3 separate regions of the Homo sapiens genome follow, and all the other regions are linked to region 1. A link is a contact called in ENCODE Hi-C data. All regions are on one chromosome and are shown on one strand. Each heading gives the region's core, a stretch centred on a gene start or an enhancer-like site at or near the end of the contact. The rest is flanking DNA. Distances are from core to core; before and after follow the strand shown.

Region 1 (4,334 bases), core at 151-2,650:
TTCACCTGCCTCTTACATGCCCTCTATGAGTTACATATTGTGGCTTACCACCGAAAGTAACACCTCCCTTCTGAGTCTCAAAGACAGCAAGGCAAGCTGAGAACTTGGAGATGTGTATTAGTGAGAGGAACCTCCCACTGGTTTAGATCAGGGAGGACATCCCGTGGTCTGCTCAGGTCAGTCATGCCCCAGGCCAGCAGCTGGAAGGACAGCAGAGTGGGCTCAGTGAGCAGTGAATATAACCCAGAAAATAGATGTTCATCTCAAGGGCAGTCTCTGGGCGTCATGCATCTTTGGACCCCCAGGGCTGAGTGCTGCATCAAGGAGTCTGAAGTTCTTTAAGGTCCCAGTGAATGGAACGGAATCTGCCCCAGCTGGTAGCGTGTCCCCGGCTGCACTAAATGAGATTCTGTGGGGTACGGGGAAAGGCATGAGAACTTTAGGCCCCTGAGGTCAGGGAGACACAGCCAAATAGCTCAGATACAAAGTGTCTTGGCAGGCACAGAGGGGTGTAGCAGTGAGGTGAGTGGGCGGGGAGGGGGTGCATTTTTTGCTAGTGTGCCCAGTTTTGTTGACAAAAACGGTAGCATCTGAGCAGGACCTTGACCAGCTGGTGGGATGCAGGGTGAGTGATATGCGCAAGATGTGGTCCTGGGCCAGCACCATCAGCATCGTCTGGGAACTTGTTAGAAAGGCAGAGTCTTGGCCAGGCGTGGTGGCTCACGCCTGTAATCCCAGCTCTTTGGGAAGCCGAGGCGGGCGGATCACAAGGTCAGGAGATCGCGACCATCCTGGCTAACGTGGTGAAACCCCATCTCTACTAAAATACAAAAAATTAGCCAAGTGTGGTGGCATGTGCCTGTAGTCCCAGCTACTCAGGAGGCTGAGGCAGGGGAATCGCTTGAACCCGGGAGGCAGAGGTTGCAGTGAGCCGAGATCGGCCCAGTGCACTCCAGCCTGGCAACATGGGACCAGGCGGGCAAGGCAGGCAGGCATCTGATTGCAGGATCCCCAATACCAGATTTTAGAATCATGTCATTTTTCCATACCACTGAGAAGCTCCTGAAAGTTTTTGAAGAAGAGTGAGTCATTCATTTATTCACTCAGCTAATATTTATCAAGCACCTACCACGTGCCAGGCCCTACACTGGGCACCAAGATCCAACAGTCAACGTGCCCACATTAGCTAAGGGCAACTTTTAAGCAAGGGCTTATTCAGAGACAAGATTGCTATTGTCTGTGTTTTCCATCTGATTTGCGAATGGAACATACACCTGCTGTGCTCTCCAGAAACAACTCTGCTGCTTGTCTCTGACAGAAGCGCTTCAGTTGAGCATTTATGGAAGTTTCTAACAGTGGTGATGTGAATGGATGACAGAAAGCAGGCGCGTGCGCACACGCAGTTTTCAAAGGCTGGGGGCCAGTGGGAGAACGCATTTTCTTTCAGGTCTGTGCTGCCTGCCAGGGAGCTGCTGTTCTCGTGCGGCATCTTAAGATGGCCCTGGCAGCCTTTGGCTTTTGCCTTGTGAGGGTCAATGGGCTTCAGGTGTTTCTGTGTTGATCTAACAGTTTCAGGAAGCCGTGGGCTGGGAGGGTGGGGGTGAGCGAGGGGAGGAGTGGGGAAGGGAAGGAGGAAGGCTGTGGGTAGCTTCTCTTCTGTTCTCACATGACAGCTCTGATGAAATTAGAGTGTGATCTCAAAGACAAGCTGGTCTTTTCATCTGAATTAAATGAAATAGGCCAATATGCTCTTCTAGAAGATCAAACATACCCAGGACAATGTTCAATCCTCTTTCTTTGTCCCACTTTGGGACAAAAACCAAACTGGGGAAAAGAACGGGGAGGCTGGAGCGCCTGCTGGGGCCCCTTCTCTGCCCACACGGCTCCTCTTGGGTTCTGGGCAGGCTGAGCTTAGCGGGCATTGCCCTCTGCTGGGGCATATCAGGAGAAATGAGCTAAGGCCAGGGGTGGTCCTATCAGGTGGCAGAGGACAGGATTTGGACGAGTCGCAGGGCTATTACTGATGGAGATTTAGCACTCTGGCCTCTGAGAAAACAGCCAGGTTTCTGATCTGCCCAAGCCCTCTGTCTCTCCTGTCAGGGGCCTTCTCAGCACCCCCTAAACATTCCAATTCCTCTCCTACTCCAGTCTATTCCCTTCTTTCTCTGAATGGTCCATAGCTTATCCCAGGTCTGTGGGCAGAGGGGAAAGAAACAGAAGGGAGAGCTGAGAAATCTCTCCCGCCCAGCACAGTCGGTATCACAAGCTCTGTGTCCGGTTTCCTTGTCCTATATTTGGTAACACGACAGTGGCCTTTCTGACTGATGCGAGCCCCTGTTCTCTTCACTCCCTGGGGATTGCTGATAGGAGGCCAGCATTTCAGTAGGCAGCGCATCATCAGCCCTACCACGGATCTTATTTTAAACTAATTACATTACTGAAGGGTGGGTAGGAGGGAGGAGAAGGGGTAATTATAACCGGGGAATTTTTTTTTAAAGGCCTAGTTTCAAAAATCTCAGACTTAATTTAGTAAATTTCAATTACAGAGAGTTACTAAGCTGAAGATCATTTGCATTACATCCTTAATTACTACTTCATTTGTATCTGAGATCATCAATAGAGATTCTTGGGAATGTGTACTTGGAATAAGTGATTGATCCTAATGAGGCCTTTGTTCCTCCCAAGCCTCACTTAGGAAGCTATTTCTTCCCTCTTGCAGAGGCACAGAGTTTGCCAAGCCAGGTGGAGACACCCTAAACTAGAAATGGAGCCTGAGGTTTTCAAACTGGTTTTGCCAGAGGCTGCAAGACTCTAAGCTCTGTCCTGATGTTCCCCAACAGGCATTAATTGCTCTCCCCTGAATGCATTAGCACTGCCAGACTATTACGGATGATTAGCCTCCGTGCCCAGCTACAAACGTCCATCTTTCTTAGTTGGTAGCAGAGGAAATAGCCTTTTAGGACCTTCTCCTTGCACAGGATGGATGCCGTCCTGGACCTTCCTGCTTCTGCGTTTCCCGCCACCTTTAAAGAAAGTGCATCCAGCAGTCCTGGCCACTGGGTCTTTATTGGAAAAGCTGTTTTCCAAGATGATTTAACTCTGAAAAAAAAAATGAAAAGCCCACAAGAACTGAAGACCCTGTGTGCGTGTGTGTGAGTCTGTATTAAGACCCCTTTTATAGGAGACAGACTCCTTTTGGGGAAGAGGGAGAGGTAGGGAAAGGACGAAGTGAGTAAAGGCACTCTCAGCTAAATCCTGCATGCCCATAGTTCCTTCATTGTATGGTACCTCACACCCTTACAGGGCTTTACCGAGCGCTTGTTCATCTGTTAGCTTACAGGTAAGAGAATCATTGTCCTCATTCTCTGAGTGAAGAAACTGATGCTCACAGTAGTTAAGTGACTTTGCCCAAAATTACTGAGCTGAGGAGTGACAGAATGGGGACTGAAGTCCCAGTCTCTTAATTCTGTGCTCCTCGGATACCCCCAAACCACCTCCATGGTCTTCCAGCAGCCTGAACATTTATCCATTTATGGAGGTCAGGGTGTGGGTCCCACTGCAGCCTGCTGCCCCATTTAAACTTTATTTCTGAATCTGTACATTTAAGCAAACCACTTTGTTTCAGAGGCATCCAGAGAGTAGCCTTACTTAACCTTCTTCTGGAGGTGTGTCTATTTGGTGGAGAATGGTGGAGGGGCCTGGAGGGAAGGAAAGGGAGGAGCCAGTAGGGAATTTTCACAGTTTTCCACCAGATGAGGCCAAAGCCCAGAAGTCAGACAAATCCACGATTCTCCTGGCATTCTACAGAGTTGCCAACTCCCTGCCCTGCTCTTTGCTCTCATTATTCCTCTGGGGTGGTTTCCAAGGGTGGAGAAGTGTAGGCTGAGGAAATGTCTGTGTTGAGGGAGGGCAGATGCTGTGAGGAGGGAGGTGTTTACACCAAGCATCGAGCCAGGCCTTGGAGTCACAGGGACAGGCCCAGAGCAGGAAGTGTCCTCCAAGCTAGAAGTCCTCTAGTTCAGAGGTTCTTTGTCTCCTCAAGAACCTCCTGGAACCTCCTGGACATTGTAGCATCCTCTGCAATAGCCACTACCCCTAGCAGTGCAGATGGAGTACTGTAGTGAAATGAACAAATTTTTTGGAGCTCAATAACTCTGGGTTCAAATCCCACTTCTGCTTATGAGCTGAAAGATCTTGAGTAAGTCCTGTAACCTCCCTAAAGATCAGTTGAGATTACCAATATCCACTGCCTTGGCTGTTCTGAGGTTGAAATGAATCACGTTAAACAAATAGCAAATGGTGGCTTTAATTAGTAGAGGGTTAGAGGGCAGCCA
Region 2 (4,775 bases), core at 858-3,357, 600 kb after region 1:
TGGTATATTGTGGTTTTAATTTGCATTTCCCTTATGACTAATGATCATAAGGGATCATTAGTCAATGATGCCTTCATCATTGACTGATGACCAAAGCATCATCTTTGGTGAAATGTGGAATTAAATCTTTGCAAAAGTAAAATTTTGCACAGTTTAGTGTCCTGTGTCATTTATTTGCCAAACATCACAATGCTATGACCTGCTACTTCCTGACACACTGACTTAACCCCTCTAAGTGTGCATTCAAAATCCTAGCATCAGTAAAAGCCAGCATTTATGAGGTGCTTATTACATGCCATTGCCTGTGCTTAGCATTTTATGCGTACTAACTCAGTTATTCCTTACAACATCTCACTTTTTGGGTGAGAAAACAGTGACCCAGAGAGATGAAGCAACTTGCCCCAAATCACACAGCTAGTTCAGTGGTAGAGCAGGGGCTCAAAGTTGTGTGGGAAGTGGGAGAGAAGAATATAAAGAAGCATTGGTCTGCAGTTGAGAATTCATCTGCGGTTTTTCCACATCCTTTGTGCAGAAGGTGAATAGATCGTGGAATTGATCTGGAGTCCAGAATTTTGCCAAGTGCAGAGGACCACAGGGTATGATATCGACCAAGTTATTTGAAGTGACTGATTAGGTGATCTTGACTAGCTAGAGAAGGAAGACAGAAGAAAGAAAGAGCAACAATGGAGGAGTCAGAGGGCTCCAGGAGGTTGGAGGGCCATGACAGGCAAGAGAGTGCTGCAAACATGGATGATTTTGGCTAAAGTGAGATGTAGGAACTTGGGAATTCATAGGCGACAGGGCTCCTAGTACTGATGGGGTTCAGGCACAAGGAGGTTGGATACTGGCAATCAGGAAATGAAGGGCAATGTCACTAAATGGCTTGAGTCCCAAAGAGATAGTCATTTATTTTAATTTTTTTCTAGAGAAAAACAGTTTAGATGCATTCAGACTATTTTCTGTTTTTTCATTCACATGTTATTTTTTATGGAATGAAATCTATCAATATCTTCCTTTATGGTTTGGGTGATGTTTCAGGGTGTTCAATCATCCCCATTTGCATGGAACTGTTCAGTTTTAGCACTGAAAGTCCCACATCCTGGGAAATTCCTCAGTCCCGGGCAAATCAGAACAGTTGGTCACCTTAGAAGCCATGGACTCTCATACTTCAAAAATTACCAATAGTCTCGCAACCAGTTCTCTCCTTTCATTCTCATCCCTCCTCTCTTGCTGAATTATTATCCAAAATACAAAAGAACAAACTCACAGACTGGTAGGAACCTACATCTTTAATCCTAACCCCCGTTACCTGCTTTGGATATCCAACACTCTAACCAAATAGGCTTAATTAAATATGATTCCCCAAACACCCCCACCCCAGGTGTCTCAGTCACTCTGTGCTGTTATAAATGACTATATACTGGGTGGCTTAGACAACAGAGATTTATTTCTCACTGTTCTAGAGGCCGGGAAGTCAGATCAGGGCGCCAGCATGGTCGGCTCTGGTAAGGGACCTCTTCCTCGTTTGCAGATGACCATTCTCTCGTTGTGTCCTCACATGGCAGAGAGGATAGAAAGCAAGCTCTCTCCTGTCTTTTCATGAAGACACTAATCCCATTCATGAGGGATTCACCCTCATGGCCTAATTACTTTCCAGAGGCCACACCACCTAATGCCATCACAATGGGGACTGGGCTTCAACAAGTCGATTAGGGGGAAGGGGGGAGCCACAAGCATCCAGTCCATAGTACCAGGCTCTCATATCTCAGGCCTCTGTTCCTGGTCTTCTCCTTCCCTGAATTTTCTCTCCCTTTGCAGCCTGCCTGCCTCCCATTCTTCCTTTCAGACCTTCCTTTGAAGCAACCTTGTCTAGGAAGGCTTTGCAACCTGAACTCTTCCTCCTTAGATATTTATAGCTCTTTGAGCTCCTCTATTAATTATAACAAGGTAGTAAGTGACAGAACATCTGACACCAGATGGCTCAAACAAACGAAAAGCACCCTACCTTTGGAAGGTAGATCCACATTCAGGCATAGTCGGATTACAGGATCAGAGCATAGCCATCCAGATTCTGTATCTCTTCCTCCATCTCTCAACTCTAGGTTACCTCTCTCCTCGGGCAGCCCCTCCCCTCACAGCTGTAAGAGCATCGGCAGCTTCTTGGGCTGCATTTTTTCAGGGTATGGGAAAAGAGGAGGAGTTACTATATCAACATCCCCAGAGGCTGAAAATGCCCCTGACTGGACCACTTTATTCCATCGCTGTGGTCAGGAGGTTGTGCAGGGCCATGAGGCTGCACAGGTGGTTGTTATGCATTGCATGACACCAAGAGGTGCCATTCACATAGTCTGCAACACAGCTACCGGACCGAGCACACCCTTTCACCTCTCTGGGTCTCAGTTTCATGAGTCAGATAAGAGTGACAAATCTGAGGTCTCCTTTAGTCCTACAGATCTACCATTCCACCATTCTGTGACCTCCTCTGTTGAAATAGTATTTTAGTGGTTTGGCTATCTTTCCATGAAGAGTTCTTAAACTCTCTTTTTATCTATGTTCATCCCCCTCCAGAATAACAAGTGGGTGGTAAGCTTTTTTAAAAAGAGGAAGCAGAGAAGCCCAAAGAAATTAAGATGTAAAAATAGTACATTGTGAAAATTCTCAGTTCCGTGTTACCACTGGTCATATCTATTTGGCTGGACAAGTTATAATGTAGTCGCCATTTGCTGAGTGTTTGTTACATGCTTGCTTCTAAATGTTCCTTGTGTGTTACATCTTCTAGTTTCTTCTGGTGACCCCCATGGACTAGATGGTACTGTACCTGTTGTTCCCATTTTATAGACAAAGAAAGTAAGCCCTGGAAAGTTGCTCGGGGTGCATGTTCACCGAATGGTGGCATCTGGATTTGAACATATGTTTGCTGGGCTTCACATTTCTCTCTGACCCAACACACTGTGTCACTCCTTCGTCAGAGTCTCTGCTGGAGTTCATCGAGTCTCAACTGGGGGCTCTAGCCCAAGGGAGTGATGTACTTGCTGGTTCACAGGAACATGAGTGTTTTTAAAAGGAAGATTCAATTTTAATATAATTAATAATTATAAATAATAACAATTTTATATTTGGAAATTTTTATTTTCTGACAAAAGTATAGAAAGTAAAATTCAATAAAATACTCTTGGCTGGTTGCAGTGGCTCATGCCTATAATCCCAGCCCTTTGGGAGGCCAAGATGGGTGGATCACGAGGTCAAGAGAGTGAGATCATCCTGGCCAACATGGTGAAACCCTGACTCTACTAAAAATACAAAAATTAGCTGGGTGTGGTGGCACACGCCTATAGTCCCAGCTACTCGAGAGGCTGAGGCAGGGGAATCGCTTGAACCTGAGAGGCAGAGATTGCAGTGAGCCGAGATCGCACCACTGCACTCCAGCCTGGTGACAGAGCAAGACTCCATCTCAAAAAAAAAAAAAATACTCATGGCAAGTGGGGACACACAGACAAGAGAGATGCTTCTTCATGTATCAGAACCTTGGGTCAGGGATGACCTTTGAGACTTGTATGTCGATCTGAAGAAGAAATTGTTTTTAAAAAGCTGAAAAGCACAGATCGATACAATAATGGGCAGGTCTTATTTTAGTTAGTATCTGTTTCAATTCAGTCTCTACTTTGCTGCCCAGGGCTGTGTGTATGCCACTAACCTTTCCCAGGGAGTGCTGGTCAACCAGGAGAGCAGGCTGGATGTTGTAGGGGAGCCCTGCCTCTCCAGGCAGCAGCAGGTAGGTCAAGACTCAGACAGCCTCTCTTCCAAGCCTGGCTTCCTGGATCTTTGTCCAACCCTAACGTGTGATGGGAGGTACACAATGCAAAAATAACCAAAGAGACCTAACTGGGTTGCTGCTGAAAACAAGGGCTTTTTCATATGAAGATGTCACATTAAGGAAAGAATACCATGCAAGCTGATAGACGACTGTTCCGCAGGAAGGTGGAACCAAGGTGGTCCCTGCTTGTCCATGCATGGGGCACCATCTCTTGGTGTTTCTAGAGTAATGAATAAATGTTCTTGTATTCCAGTGAGTTTCCTAGTGGATAGTTCACTGACCTGTTTATTTGCAGGCCTAGATTCTTCTGTGTAAAAATGGAGACTTCATTTTGCCCTTGGCTTGAACTGGTGCTCAATACCCACAAGTCCTACATGATTCTGTCTACAAACTCGGTGGCGGTTGTTGGTGTAGTCCACCAAGTGTTTTTAGTACTCCACCTGGAACATGGAAAGATTATACTTCCTCCCCCCTTGAAGTTGGGTGTGGCCACATCATTTGCATTGGTGAGCGAAGGTGAATGGAACTGAGGTGTGTCACTGCCAGACAGGAGCTAGTGCAAGATTCATTCATCTTGCTCATTCTGGCAAAGCAACCAGCAACAATGGAGGCAGGGAAGCTCCATCAGCTTGAGTGACTCTGAGTGATATCTTGACATCACTCTGAGTGACTCTGACAAGCACAGCCTCCTTGTGGACTCCTAACGGACATGCAGCATGAGAAATAAATCTTTGTTCCTTTAAGCCACTATAATATTGGGATTATCTGTTACTGATACATAATCTAGTCAATGCTAACTGACACAAACTCCTGCTCCCTCCAAGAATGGTACCACCCCATACCTCAGTAATTAATAATCCACTGTTTTCCTCTAATTCATCACTATTTCATGCATTTTAGGTTTGTGCCTACAACTGAACTGTTTGAAACCAAGCCTCACATGTTATGCTTCCATATCCTT
Region 3 (4,194 bases), core at 1,695-4,194, 690 kb after region 1:
CAAACTGTCTTCCAGACAAAATCATCCCTGGATAAGAACCACTGTTGCAGAGGGAAGATTATTCTCCTGGACTGCTGGTGGGAATGTGATATGGAATAACCACTTTGGAGAACAAAGTGGCAGTATCTACTGAAATTTAAAATATGCACATCCTATAACTTAGCAGTTCACTTCTTAGCATCTCTACCTAGAGAACAAAGGCATGTGGTTACCACAAAGTATGTTTGCAGTGTCGTTTGTAACGATAAACCTGGGAACAACTTAAACATCCACCAACAGGACGATGACAAAATAACCTATGGTATTTCCATTCTGAAGATAATATTTAAAGACAATGAGGTAAAGGTGGAAACAACCCAAATGTCCATCATTGGATGAATGGATAAACAAAATGAGATAGAGACATACAACAGAATATTATTCAGCCTTAGAAAGGAGTACAATTCTAGCTCATGCTCCAATGTGGATGAAGCCCGAAGACATCATAAGTGGAATAACCTAGACACAAAAGGACAAACACTGTATGATTCCACCTTTGTGTACCTAGAATAGTCAAATTCAGAGAGACAAGAAGTAGAACAGTGATTCTCAGGAACTGTGAGGAGGGGAAAGTAGGCTGTTATGTTTAATGATTTCAAAGTTTGGGATGATGGAAAAGTTCTGGATTTGGATAGTGATGATAGTTGCACAAGAATGTGAATGAACTTCATGCCACTGAACTCTACACTTAAAAATGGTTAAGATGGTAAATTTTATGTATATTTTACCACATTAAAAAATGAATGGGGTAGATTTCTATGTATTGATATGAAAAGATTTCAAAGATGTAATATAGGGTGAAAAAGAAAAAAACACATAGATTTAAATACATACCTATGTATCTAATTGCATAGGAGGTAGGAGTGTCTATTTGAGGAGGATCCTGGCTTAAGGATGGTACTTAAAGAGGATTTTGGTGTCATCTACGTTTTAATTTTTTGAAAGGAGAATGTATTCATGTATTACTATCGGGTTTTTAATTAATAATTACTGCTTAGAATATCTCTAGAAAGAAAACTCAAGAAACCAGTGACATTGTCTCCAGGGAGGGGAAATCTGGGTGCTTGGGAGAGAGATGAGAGGGAGACTTCACTCTGTTCACTCTTTTGTACCCCTTGAAATTTGAACTATGTGACATTATTACCTACGCAATTAAAATTTACAAATAAAGTCAGCAGTTAGAAAATTCTTCCTGAATTTATATTAATTCAAAACAACTGACTTTTGTTCTTTGTAGCTCCCACAGTCCATTCCTTCCCATCCTGCCTTTAAAAAACTCTCACGCTCCAGGCGTGTTCCCAGAGTGTCATTGTTAATGACTTTTTCCCACGGAATCATGTTGTCTAAGCCACAAAGAATTTAAAACTTCACAAAAGTCCTAGCTTTGGCTCAATTTTCTATCACAGCCACTCTGTGAAATAGGTGTTAGTCTTTTGTGTTTCTAAGTTCTCAGAACAAGCCTGAGCAAAGCCAAAAGTCAGGCTTACAGTCCTGGAGGCTTTGATCTCGATTTCCTTGCCTTTCCTCCTGGGAATCCCTGTGACTGGTAGCATCCTTCTGTTAAGGACATACTGTATCCAAGGGGAAAGACGTCTGGGTTCTGGTCCTGACTCTGTTACCCTTGGTGAGTGGTCAGCCTCATTTTACCCAGTCTCACAGGCTGTAAAATGGGGATGGTATAACCCTGACTGTTTCGGTTCCTCGGGGTTATCCTAGGGAGAGATGAAGACGGCCTGGCTGAAAGTCCCTGCATTCTGCCTCAGGAAGGACCTGCATCTCTCACCCCAGCTTTATCCCCCACTGATGAGTACCCTGTGCTTGTGCCCTAGGTACGTACCTGTGGGCATCATGTTCCTTGTTGGAAGCAAGATCGTGGAAATGAAAGACATCATCGTGCTGGTGACCAGCCTGGGGAAATACATCTTCGCATCTATATTGGGCCATGTTATTCATGGAGGAATTGTTCTGCCACTTATTTATTTTGTTTTCACACGAAAAAACCCATTCAGATTCCTCCTGGGCCTCCTCGCCCCATTTGCGACAGCATTTGCTACCTGCTCCAGGTGAGTGGGTTTTGGGTCTCTTCACTGCTCTGAGCCATGTTAACATGGAACCAGGTGAGCCCAGTGGTAGATGCACAACCAGTGTCTTGACATACTTTAATTCCTGGAAAACTCTAAATCGGTCTTCTGTTATTTTTTTGTTTTTTCTTCTTTAAGAGACAGGATCTTCCCGTGATTGCCCAGGCTGGTCTCGAACTCCTGGGCTCAAGTGATCCTCCCACCTCGGCCTTCCGAATAGCTGTGATTACAGGCATGCACAGCCACACCAAGCCTCACATGATTTCTTAAAATGACCAGCCCCAAAGCTTTTCTGTATTCCCCTGGGGTGGGTTTCTGTTTCATTTACTATTCTACTGAAGTTACCTCATTCTCTTCTCCCTCTTGCTCCTTAGAGGTCAGCAGATCATTAGTTAGCCCAGCTGCGGGTCCCTCACCCTAATTAGGAAGACCTTTCCCTGAGTAAAAGAAGGCAGCCCACCTAACTCAAAAATGCATTGCAGGGAAGTTTCTAGAATGGTTCCTGCCCAATTCTCCCTTTCTGGATATGTGAATTAGAAAACGAGTCTGAGGCACCGTGGTGAGGGATGGATGCTTAGCCCTCTAGGAGTCCACAATAGTGTGGGATTGTCTCATTTGGCACAAGAGATGCATCCTGTCATTCACTGGAAAACCTTAAAAAAAAAAAAAAACACTGGGTTTTCCAAATATGTTAAAACTTTCAAAGGACGGCAGCACGTCGTTTCATTCACACATTTAGTTTTGCCTCTACTGCTCACTTCCTCCCAATCTGGATGGCTATTTATATAACACAGAGGTGGGAGTAAAAAAAAAAAAAAAATTAGGGAAGGAAGTTCCTCTGGCCTAGACAAAAACCTGTTTCTCAGCTGCACCAACTAACCTCTGCAGAGCCCGCAGAGCCAGCTAGAGGGAGCAGGTACTGTTCTTATGGTTATCTACTTAGTTATTCTTCCAAGCTCACAGAGCCATTTCTGGGTTTTGGCCTAAAAGAAAAAAAAATCATAGTTTACCATTTACTTTTGGGAGGGGAACACTCAAGAGAGGAGATGCACATGTAGAGAAACTAGTTGTTTGTTCTCTCGGGAACGTTTTGCACCGGGAGGCAATGTGCAGTTCTTAAGAAACTTGGAACACGTGAATCCAAGTAAATGACAGAATAGGTAAATGAAGGCAGTCATATTTTAAGTATCTTGGGAGTTGCCAAAGCCTCATGTTGTGACAGAAGTTTTAAAGTGATTCTGTTTTTTCCCTTATTTCAAGAGAAGAAAGCCAGAAACGAAGATGGTGCTAATTGCTCTGTTCTGGGGTCTGAGACAAGACACATGTTAGCCTGCCTCGGACTGTTGTCATGTCTGGCGGTTTGTTTTTCCCATTTCTAGCTCAGCGACCCTTCCCTCTATGATGAAGTGCATTGAAGAGAACAATGGTGTGGACAAGAGGATCAGCAGGTTTATTCTCCCCATCGGGGCCACCGTGAACATGGACGGAGCAGCCATCTTCCAGTGTGTGGCCGCGGTGTTCATTGCGCAACTCAACAACGTAGAGCTCAACGCAGGACAGATTTTCACCATTCTGTAAGTTCCTCATTCTTTCCCTGGCTCAAAACTGAAGGCTTTTCTTGTGATTTCCTTTGAAAAACCAATCTCACCACAACTTGGTGTCTCGCTCATAAAATGAGGACAGTGGGGATTCATTACTTGAAGAGCGTGTGTTGACTCTCAAGGGCGTAGCCAGCAGAGCCTATGGTGGGGCGGTTTTTAGTTTCCAGCCACATTGCAGCTGCATGGTCTGCATTTCTCTGTGTCCACTCCACGCTCTATGTTAATGGCTGGCCCTGCTCTGCCATCCCTTAGAGTGACTGCCACAGCGTCCAGTGTTGGAGCAGCAGGCGTGCCAGCTGGAGGGGTCCTCACCATTGCCATTATCCTGGAGGCCATTGGGCTGCCTACTCATGACCTGCCTCTGATCCTGGCTGTGGACTGGATTGTGTAAGTAACAAGTCCTGAGAACACCAAAAAGAGTCTGCACTGAGTTCCCTAGGAGCTTAGCACTGCTGGGCCTGGGCCATGCAGAG

Evidence for each region. A loop is a pair of places that touch in the nucleus more often than their neighbours do. Pooled maps may share reads with other maps.
Region 2: a map with no recorded cell type shows a loop between it and region 1 (10-fold over the local background). The contact joins the promoter of LINC02245 here to the enhancer-like site in region 1. A Hi-C loop is called at or near these places in 7 of 37 single-sample maps with no recorded cell type and 4 of 50 pooled maps.
Region 3: a loop to region 1 is called in a map with no recorded cell type, with 2.8 times the contacts of the local background. The contact joins two enhancer-like sites. A Hi-C loop is called at or near these places in 2 of 37 single-sample maps with no recorded cell type and 2 of 50 pooled maps.

Annotation. Positions count from the first base shown.
Region 1 is chr2:64,326,196-64,330,529 of GRCh38, forward strand. LOC105374769 (a long non-coding RNA gene) reads right to left here. Exons shown (of 3, transcript NR_187908.1): 3 at 4,286-4,334. Among named protein-coding and RNA genes, the nearest start is that of MIR4433A, 12 kb to the right of the region's middle. RefSeq lists enhancers at 235-344, 1,684-1,843. Within about 2 kb of position 1,401, at least 24 of the 41 ENCODE cell types and tissues checked have a DNase peak (open chromatin) inside an H3K27ac peak, as active enhancers do.
Region 2 is chr2:64,930,340-64,935,114 of GRCh38, forward strand. It overlaps LINC02245 (long intergenic non-protein coding RNA 2245), which reads right to left and starts at 2,108. Exons shown (of 3, transcript NR_036586.1): 1 at 2,006-2,108. RefSeq lists enhancers at 2,483-2,622, 2,663-2,732, 2,773-2,922.
Region 3 is chr2:65,014,572-65,018,765 of GRCh38, forward strand. It overlaps SLC1A4 (solute carrier family 1 member 4), which reads left to right. Exons shown (of 8, transcript NM_003038.5): 5 at 1,869-2,102; 6 at 3,500-3,694; 7 at 3,974-4,108. Among named protein-coding and RNA genes, the nearest start is that of LINC02576, 14 kb to the right of the region's middle. RefSeq lists an enhancer at 2,455-2,534. Within about 2 kb of position 2,945, at least 8 of the 41 ENCODE cell types and tissues checked have a DNase peak (open chromatin) inside an H3K27ac peak, as active enhancers do.